2 separate regions of the Homo sapiens genome follow, and region 1 is linked to region 2. The links are chromatin contacts, found by Hi-C or POLR2A ChIA-PET in ENCODE. All regions are on one chromosome and are shown on one strand. The core of a region is the stretch at or near the end of the contact, and the rest is flanking DNA. Distances in the headings are between cores, read along the strand shown. Region 1 overlaps FMNL2 (formin like 2). Region 2 overlaps FMNL2 (formin like 2).

Evidence for each region. Hi-C counts contacts between places; a loop is a spot of excess contacts on that map. ChIA-PET counts read pairs that join two places held with the same protein, here RNA polymerase II (POLR2A). Pooled maps may share reads with other maps.
Region 1: a map of PC-9 shows a loop between it and region 2 (2.9-fold over the local background). The contact joins two enhancer-like sites. A Hi-C loop is called at or near these places in 5 of 168 maps with a recorded cell type or tissue (B cell, Calu3, MCF 10A and 2 more), 8 of 37 single-sample maps with no recorded cell type and 9 of 50 pooled maps. POLR2A ChIA-PET finds 5 or more read pairs at or near these places in 8 of 52 experiments (H1, HEK293, MCF 10A and 5 more).

Annotation. Positions count from the first base shown.
Region 1 is chr2:152,465,131-152,470,657 of GRCh38, reverse strand. The region is part of intron 1 of FMNL2 (formin like 2); the gene reads right to left. Among named protein-coding and RNA genes, the nearest start is that of FMNL2, 130 kb to the right of the region's middle. Within about 2 kb of position 3,542, at least 15 of the 41 ENCODE cell types and tissues checked have a DNase peak (open chromatin) inside an H3K27ac peak, as active enhancers do.
Region 2 is chr2:152,504,186-152,509,198 of GRCh38, reverse strand. All of the region lies in intron 1 of FMNL2 (formin like 2), which reads right to left. Among named protein-coding and RNA genes, the nearest start is that of FMNL2, 170 kb to the right of the region's middle. Within about 2 kb of position 2,163, at least 5 of the 41 ENCODE cell types and tissues checked have a DNase peak (open chromatin) inside an H3K27ac peak, as active enhancers do.

The DNA.
Region 1 (5,527 bases), core at 2,293-4,792, 40 kb after region 2:
GGCTATATTGTCAATCTTTATTGATGCGACTATGTACTAATTATGGCCATAAGAGGAAAATGGGTTGATTAAGCGTATTTTTTCTCATAGGGTATAATATCTAATGTCATTTTGTAATCTAGAAGAAATAAATTTTCAATATCTTTCTATAGATGAGCTTTTCATCTTTATCAGCTTCTTCTCTACTTTCCCACGTCCTAGTTGTCAGCCACGGTTGACAAATCGTAGACAGCAATCTTCCAAATACTTTCATCTAAATCTTCAAGTGATATTCTCAGAAGACAACCAATAATAATGGTTAATATTTATTGAGCAATTACTAGAGAACAGGCCCTGTGCTAAGGGACATACACATCACCTGAGATTACGGGACTTGCTCAGCTCACAAAATGATTGAAAAGGCAGAAATGGAACCAGAACCCAGGTCTTCCCACTTCCTGTGTATGCCGTAAACATTGCATTATTCAGCCTCAAATATCACCCACCTCTAAAATAGCCACCTTTGTCCTTTATTAGGGAGGGGAGAGGCTATCTTTTAAGCTAAGTTATTCAAATCTATTTGAAATTTTAAAAGAAATAACACAGACACAAAGCAGGGAGGGTATGGTCAGGAAAGGGGAAACCAACAAACACTTAAAGGAGACATTCATTTTTAAAAAGGTTTCCTAGGAATAAATTACCCTCATTAATAAATGCAGTGTTTCAGTTTCATGTACTATTTCAAATCCAATGGTAGTTAACTACTCTAAAATGCAGTATACAGCCAAATACGGCACACCATAGAATTACTGTGTTTCTCTATGACGGCATAATGCTTCTTCAGACTAGCCTTAGGATGCACATACTGCTCCCATTTTACAAGGTGGGAAAACTAAAGGACGGAGACATTATTTTCTTTTTAAAAAAATTATAACCAGAAAACATAGCAGAAGAAAAAGATCAGAACATGTATTTCCTTACTCTTAATTGCATGCTCAATTAAGCAAAGAATTTTCAATTGATGACCTCTCCAAGCGGAGCATAAGGACACAGGAGGTTCAGCATTTCCACCCCAATTTGACAACCACTGGACAGGCCACGCAAGGGGGAGCAGAAGTCCTGAGAGTGAATAGGAAGGCTCAGGCAACATGCAGAATAACAAAGAAATGGCATGAGTCAGAAGACGGGTGCAGCTGTGGGTGCAAACAAACATTTAGGGAGCATGTGGGAAAAGGGATACTAGCCAAGGAGGCTAGAGAAAAGTAGTCAGAAGTAGGTGGATAATGAGAGGTGTTGACAATAGCTGTGTCACTTCTCAAGGCATGGGGTGTCCCAAGGCAATGCAGAGACTTAATTCTGATTCCAGAGGCACTGACTTCCTCCTCGGTGTTACACATGATATCAGGAAGAGCTGAAATGACACGTATGCAAAGGTTCTCAGATGACAAGGGAAGTGGTGAGCAGCAGACAAGAAGGCAAAAGAAGCCAGGAGGAGGCCTGTCCTGGAGGGCTTCATATGCTTAATTGCAAAATCCACCCAAAAGGAAGAAAAACGAATCAACAGCGTCAGTGTATTCCAGCTCATGGCAGAAACAGGAAACTCAATCTGAACAAGAGTAATTGGCTCATGTTAATTTTCTCCACTTTCATTTTATCACGTTGTGAGTCAAAGAGGTAATTTACAGAAAGGGCTATAAAGCATTGTGTATGTTATGTGGAGTCTATTATGCATCATTATTACTTCATTTATATCCTAAAGTACCAATTTCAACAAAGTAATCAGGTTCCATTATCTCTCCCCATTGAATGAGTTCTCTAGCCAGCTCCCACCCTCAAATCACCTATTCAATAATTATCTTTTGAGCACTTGCTTCAGTAAGGTATTGTTGTACAGGGGAGTATTCACATCTATGCTCTAAAACAGCATTGTCTAAAAGAATTAAAATGAGAAGCACATATGGAATTAAATTTTCTAGTAGCTACATTAAAAAGTAAAAAGAAGAAACTGATTTCAATAATGTTTTGGATATACTGGCTTAAATAAGGTATATCATTTCAATATGTAACCAACATAAAATTATTAATGAAGTAGGGGAAAAAATGCAAAATAAGCTTTTGAAATCTTGTGTATTTTTACTTACAGCACATTGTAATTCACATGCTAAATTTTCAGCAGATACACTTATGTTTAGATTTCATAAAATATACAAATGAAAAAAAAACAGGTTCACATACCCAAGTTGTTCCAAATACAGAAAAAGTTTTCCAGTAACTGAAGTGTTTTTAAATGTAAATTAATTGAACTGAAATAAACTTAAACTGTTTGCTCCTAGGTTACACTAGCCACATTTCAAGTGCTCCACAACCTCAAAGGCTGGTGGTTCCTGTATCGGACGGCACAGCCCTAGATCTATACACACTCACTTTTGAGGAAACAAGAGAGAAATCTCATTATGTATCAGGGGAATTAGTTTCTTAATCAAAGGCCTCAAGGGCTGTAATAAAGTCAGAATTCTTCAGAATCCCTCAAATAAAGGTATCAGTGCTACACTGAAGCCATGACTACTCTATGCTTTGTCATTCAGGGGCTAAACCAATTCCTGGTTCAATCATTTGCCTTAGCAACTTAGGAGCAGTGATTTAGAAATGGGTAAGAGCCTGAGCTCTGGAGGCCAACTGCCCAGCTTGAAAATCCAGATCTTCTGATCACTTGCAAGTAGCTTAACAACTCCATGCTTCAGGTCCTCCTAAAATGGGGTGATGATGACAACAGTACCTACCTAACCAAGTTATTTTGACAATTAAATGAGCTAAAACACACATAGCTTAGCACAGTGCCTGGCAGATTAAGAACTCAATAAACAAATGTTGTTGCTTGCATCAACAGTTGACCAGGCCTGCTCTCGGAAGAAAGAAGCACTCCATGGCAAAACCTATTGTGTGCACACATGCATATGCTGTGTACATACTGATAAAGTCCACAGCGAGCTCACTATGAAGATGGCAATCAGAATTAACCCTATATCATTTACATCCTCCACAAACAAAATAATACAAGCACAGACAGTTCCTTAAACAGCATATACTATCCAAACGAGTGCACGGCATCAAAAGATGCAGCGTAACTACACAGGATGAGCTGCTGGTAAAGTCAGCAGCATTCACAGGGGAAAAGCTCTGTCAGCCTTCGATTTGTAGGAAACAGGGGCCGAGGGAAGAAGCAGGAGGCAGGAGAGTGGGGTGAAGTACCCGTTAACAAACGGGACAAGCAAGATTCCTAGTGTAAGCACATACGGTATTTATTAAGTTTGAGGAGTCTGGTTACATCTATTTTGAGATTTGTGTGTTTCATTTCAGTTTGCCAAAGGAATGACAATCCAACAAGAATTACTGAACAGGTTCAGCACGTAGAGGAATATGTTGGCACTTCCAAGAAAAAAGAATAAGGTGCTGGGGTAGATGGTAAACAAGCAAGATCCAGCTCTTGTCAGAAAAAAAAGAGCCAAATGACCAGCAAGAAAGGAGAAGTGAGATTCTGCCCAGGAAACGGGGCTTACTCAAGAGTTAAGGTAAGGCAGTGTCAGAAACACAGTGAAGCAAGCCAAGAACACTAAGGCTTGCCTCATTGTAGGAGTAGCTGTACCTCACTCAGCCCTCTGGCTATAAGTGAAGCTTCCCAGACTGGAGGAGGCAGGAAGAAGGAAGAATATTTCACAGCCTCAAATCTTCAGGGACAAAATCGGTGCAGGCTTATTAGGAAGAGAAGCGGCAAGCCTTAGAACACCAACCAAAAATCCATAGAAAGACATGATTTTATTGCTGGCATCCCACTCACAGCACTTCACGGGGACTGCAGAGGCTGCCATGTTTCTTTGGATCTAGTTGAGAGAGGAAGACAACTCACTTGATAAAGTACAAGGAGAGCTAAGTTCAGAAATGCCATATTTAAAGGGCAGTATATGCCACCGTCTTCTCCCCCTGCTCCTTAATACTAAGGAAAGCCTGAGGGATCTTATGAAGGAAGACAAAGGAAGTCCAGTGTTAATAGGATGGTCTTTTGCCATTTTTGTTTCATGAGATGACTTCAGCTCAACTCTCCTTCAAACCCAATTACTAGCCAGGCTCTGATTTTGACTACTCAAATCCAAAGTGGCCCACATTATATCCACCAACAATTAGATATACTACAATGATGACTGGGGATAAGGGGGCTATAAGTGGTTAAGGAGGAAGAAGAGAATTCCAGATACTTCTTTGAAGTTAGCTCAGTTTAAGAAAACTTTAAAGAGAAACAAATAAAGACAGAAAAGAAAGAAATTTTACTAGTAGTGGAAAACATTTTCTTCAAAGATAAGGTGGTTTACAAAACGCCAATGAGTCACCCAGAGGCCAGTGCAGCCCAGACCCATCAGGGGCATGTCCTCCCCCGCAGCGGGCAGGAGGGCACACGTGGTGTCCGGATGGAGGCGCCAAGTGACAGGGTTCAGACAGTCCTCACACTATAAAGTGCTGCATGGTTTACCACACCTGCTATATGCTCTCTTGAGTCTCCTAACCAGTCTCCTTATTTGCCTGTTAGGAAACCATGGCTCAGAAAGATCAAGATCATCTTATTAGTTAAGGTAAAATCAAGATTAGACCTCAAATTTCCCAAATCCTAGTCCAGTGCTTCTTCCCACAACATTAAGTTGCTTCCTGAAAATAACCAACCATAATTCTCCACTTAGCAACCTTTCTAGCAACTTTCTGGTCCTGGTCATAAACTCTCACCTCCACCATAAACTGATGCTTTTATCAGGGATATTCTATCACATCTCCATGTTCCCAAAACAGAAAGGAAGTTTTAGGGAACCCCTTTCCTTTGCTCTAGGCGCAAGCCCACAGGTGCCCTCGAGGCAAAGTGCTAAGATAAGTGTGTTGACATCATTTTCCCATGGAAGAAACCTGATCTCTCCAAAGAAAAGCCGAGTACTTCCAGTGGACAATTCTGAGCCTTCTGTTCCCCTACTTATGCCAACTGCTTAGCTTGAGCCAGATGGGGGGTGGGGATATATCCACTAACAAAATCTGGAATAATTACTGGGGTTTAAGTGCAATGTATCCTTAAAGAAACAGAAGCAAAAGCAATTAAACTATAGCACTGTACCTGGACTCACATCCAAAAGCCTCATTCAAGATACTAAAGGAGCCATTTCTCCCCTTCCCTCCATGGATTCCTTCCCTGTGCCTTTGTCCCACTTTAACCACTTTGCCCAAATAGCCCACTGACCAGGAACATCCCAGCCAAGTATTTCCAAATCTGGCTTGGTCAGCCTTCCTGCTCTCGGGCTCCTTTGAACCTCCTGCCTGCAACACACAAAATAGCACTGAATTGAGGTCTGACATGGCTCTTGTGGAGCACTCACCAACACACCAGGCTGCTTCACACCTCAGTGCCTTCGCACAGGGTGTTCTTGCCTGCACGAATGCCCTGTCCCACTAGTCAGAGGGGAGTCTTTTCAGAACTCTGCTCAACTCCCCTTCTCTATGAAGCCTCTCCGACTTTGCT
Region 2 (5,013 bases), core at 914-3,413:
CTATTTGGAGATAAAAAGGTTCATGTGAAATAAAATCCATGTCATTTGAGTTATGCCTGGTTTTATATTCTCACACCACAGTGGTACATTCTAGGTGTAAAGTGCTACCCAAGTGTGTGGTCTGGTTTCAGCCTAAAACAAGGAAGCATGGTGACATGTGCACTGCATGCACCAAGCAAGGCAATAAGAAGAAAGCATTTTCCAGGGTGGGCGCACACCTACATTTACAGACAAAGAATTTCTGGGAAGCAGGCCCTAGAGTGTGCACTATTCCATTTTAAGTGCTGGACTTGGTTGTGGGCAAGAAAAAGGAAAAAGCAAGCATGCATGCAAGACAGAGATGAAAATGGGCGGGGGGTGGCAGGATGCAGAAATCTGACTGTATTGACCCTCTGTGCGTCTCAGCTGGGTAAACCACAACAGTAGGCCTGGGGGACACGACCCTGGCTGCTGAACTCAGTACACCCACTCAATATGTTCTGGATGTAAACACTTTTCTCTTTCCTACAAAGCAGTGTTATGCTTCTCCAAAAGAGCTACAAGGATTTGGAAGAATGCCAAAATACCACATTGACCATTCAATCTTTGCATTCTTACATTCTATAACAACTCCGCCCCCATCACTCAAGAGATGAACCATAGCTAACTCACATGAACCAATCTATCCTTCTGCAAATTACACCTCAAGTCCTAAGGAGCCCAGGGCTAATGCAACGCACTTCATCCAGTACCTAATGTTGCTTCCCACCCAAAGTGTTTGCCAACTTGAAGCATACCTCTGATTTAGATCTGTCTTCTTCCAGAGGGAAATGCAACTCCAAGTGCAAATGAATCCCTGTTTGATTATTAGGTTTTATAGAGAAGTGACAGGATCAAGAGATTCCTAATTTTCAACTTGAGAAACTACTTAGCACTTACACACCTCCCTAAACAAGCCTTTAAAATCTGATCCTCCACACACCATCCTATCTCGGGGGTCTGTCGTTTCAGCGTTGCTGCAGTGTTCCATCCCAGTCAGCTGCCCACTGACAAATAGGTCCATTCATTGTCTCTCTCTTCTATACATATATTTATAAATGATAAGCACAATATATTCTCTGTTATTGCACATGGTTGGGCAACAGGCACACTGTTTAATAGAGAGGTGCCACACATACCATGCATGATTTCTAAGTGAATACGATTTATCAAATTAACACAAAAGCCATATTATCGTAACTTAATCTTTCTTTAATGACTCTGAAATAACTCCAGAATTTTAGAAAACGTCTTCTGGTCATCACAATAAATTACAATTACAACCTTTGGAATTACTCATACCTGGGTTCAAATTCCAATTACTAGCTGTTCACTCTGGCAAGTAACTAAATTTCTCTGAGTCTCGGTGTTTCTATTTGAAAATGAGAACAAAAAGATCTCCCTGTTAGGACCACCACGAAACACAAAAAGTACCTATCAAAACAGTAGTAGACACATGGACGGTAGCACAGTGTCCACAGAAGAGGCTGTGGCTGCAGACAAAGATTCTAGTCTTCAGGTAAAATAAGAAAATTTAAGTTTATATCACAGAACTGAAACTACTTGCTCGATGTTCATAGGCAAATCACTTAAATTACTTGAACTTTAGTCTCCTCATCTGTAAAATAAGGACAGTATCTACTCCAAGCGGATTTCAGGAGGAGCCTGATAGAAGAAGCTTTATATAGCAGGATTGTTATGAAAATCAAAAAGAAAATGAGAGAACACATGCAAAGTGTTTCATCAAGCTCAGTGCCTGACATAAGTGTTCAATAAACTTTAGCTATTCAGTACCAGAATATGATACAACCTAATTCAAAGAAGGGAGGGGTAAAGTGCTGGAGCATCTTAGTTTCTTTAACATAATGGCTTTGAGAGCTTCTCACACACAGACATAAAAATTTCTGGTGCCATAAACACAATGGATGTTTAGCTAACAGCCAAATAATGAACTAAATAGAAATGTCTAGATCTGTGGTTCTCAAATTGAGTGCCAAGGCACCCCCAAGCACTACAGTGAAATGAATGGAAGCTATGGGATTATTTCCAAAGGAAGCAACAAGACTCAAAATCAGAGACCGCACAAGCCACTAGCCTGAGGTGGTTCAAGTTTCTACCCTGAGTCACGCAACATTTCCTTTCCATAACATCTTACCTTTGCGAAACTGTTTTTTTAGCAGTTGCTGTGATAAAAGCAAGTAACAAGAGAAAATGAAAACTGAACAGGAAAGGAAGTGTGTGCACAATCTGAATTCAACGTGTGAAAGCTGTGCAGTGCCCCATAGCTACACACATATTGATAAGTAATTATGCTTTTAGAAGAATAAAATGAGTTTTTTCCTCACAATTTATATGTAATATTTTCTCAAACAGCCACTAAATTAGTAGAACATAAATAGTTGTTTAGACCTAAGTACTTAATAAATGGAATGGTTAGGTTTTTCTTTTGGTCTAGGAGGCACCATGAAAATTTTTGAGACACTAAAGATGCTATGACTGAAAAAGTTTGGAAACCTCTAGTCTAGATACTATCTACCTCCACCCCCATCACACCTGATATTACTACTTTCCCGCAGCACAGTACATTTTCCGTGTCCATGGGTTCCACATCTGTGGATTCAACCAACCATGGATCAAAAATATTTGAAAAAAAATGCATCTGTACTGAACATGTACAGACTTTCTTGCCACTATTCGCTAAACAATATAGTATAACAACTATTTACATAACATTTATACTATATCAGGTATTATAAGTAATCTAGACATGATTTAAAGTATAAGGGAGGATATGCATAGGTTTTAGGCAAATACATTCTATCAGGGACTTGAGCATTCATTGATTTTGGTATCCATGGGGAGGGGGTCCCAGAATCAGTCCTCCATAGATACCAAGGAAAGACCATATTCTAAAATAAAAGGCCCTCTATGAAGAATTTTAATCTTAAGCTGCATATGAGAAATTATTAAAACAGTTGGACATTGATTTGAGAAATAAATGCACAAATTTTTCAACTAAAGAAATTTTTATCATAAAAACGAGATATTTCCCTAGGGGTTCCATGTAACCAGGCTATCACATAGTACGCAGCACCCTAGTTACCTTGGCAAATAAACTTCAATCTAGGTAAGTTTTTTTCACATGTAACTTCTAAAGAAATCTTTCAGACTAAACACGGTTTCAAAACCATTTGCTAGAACTTAGCTTTGTGATAGAGTACAAATCTAAAATGCCTGCTGTCCTGGCATAATTATTAACAATGCCCCCTTTCACTCGAAAAGTACTCCAATCTGGATGATCAATTATATGGCCGCCCTGATTTACAAGCCAATTACATGTTGAAGAAATCAAGGTATGAATGTCTGCTTGTATTACTAGCTAAGCAAGAACGAGAGGTGTGATTCTGGGTTTCAGTTTTTTAAATAACTCATTATCAGACACTCGAAGACACGGCTGGAGCCGGCTGGAGCCCGATGACCCTTAGTATCCTTCTTCTAACCCACAGTCCTGTGACTCTGAAGTCACAATGGGTAGACAGTGAATCAGCACATCTAGCTGCCAAAGCTACTGACGAATTAGGCTCTGTACCTTACAGATTTCATGCACGTTTTACTAAGTTGTTGATAACCTGTAATAATAAGCCAAGTAATGACTTGGGTTTCCTTATTTAAAGAAATAAGAAGAAATGAGTAAAGAAAATATTACAAGAAAAGCAATTCATTAATTCTAAATTCTCCTTTGTTCAATTGTAACAAATTTAATATTTCATTTTAAAATAGTCACAGTTGGAATTGTTTCTAATTCTATCCATTTTTTTCCTTGTAACTCAACCTGCCCTTAGATAAATTTTAATATCTTTCTTCATACAAAACAACATTTCTTACTCATTAACACTATATTTTTTCTTCCCAAGAAACCCAGTGGCTGGTTTTCACACTTGACTCTCTACTATTCCTTTCTCTAAAAATGGAAGGTGCAAAGATTTTCTTTCTCACAAAATCTCTCATGCTTCAGGGTTTAAAAAAAAAAATCTTCTGACTTAGTAAATATAGACTCTCAAAGAATGAGCAGACTCGTGTGTGACTTTTCATAACATACACAGGACAGAAATACTACAAATAACTTTAGATAAACAGAGGGAAATATCATGCAATATCCCTCTAACTTGATTTCTGAAGAACTGTGCTTTAAATGTGATGGCATTTCAAGACAAAATTAACTTGCTGGTTTCACCTTTGCTTTTCCTTACACGTCAGTATTTTCTACATTTAAGGCCTAAGATGAACATGAATGACAGCATTCACCTTCTAGAACTCTGAGTGTCTTCAGAGTATTAATACACAGATATGCACATTCCTAAGCCCCCGCCTGACAGTAATGATTCAGGAATTCTGAGATCTGGGCCCAGGAATCTACATCTCTTACAAGCCTCTGAGATGAGATCCGTATGTACATAATTTCTTAGGTCTACTGATAAACAAGTGCCTCAGTGCATAAGAGATAGAAGCTTACATTCAGTAAACAACCCATTTACTCATTTCTCAAAATTTTGAGCATGAATATATTAAAACACACACACACAATGAGATGCGGCTATGGAGAGACACTAAACAGGTTTTTAAGAAGCCTCCCTGCGGCTGAGCGCGGTGGCTCATGCCTGTAATCCCAGCACTTTGGGAGGCCGAAGCAGGCGGATCACGAAGTCAGGAATTCGAGACCAGCCTGACCAACATGGTGAAACCCCATCTCTACGAAAAATAAAAAAATTAGCCGGTCGTGGTGGTGCATGCCTGTAATCCCAGCTACTCAGGAGGCTGAGACAGGAGAATCTCTTGAACCTAGGAGGCAGAGGTTGCAGTGAGCCGAGATTGGCCTGGGCGACACAGCAAGACCCCGTCTCGAAGAAAAGAAAAAAAAAAAAGCCTCCCTGCATGTGGGTAGGAGTCATCTTAGCAAAGGACATACTGATTGTTCTTTTTTGTTATTGTTGAGCC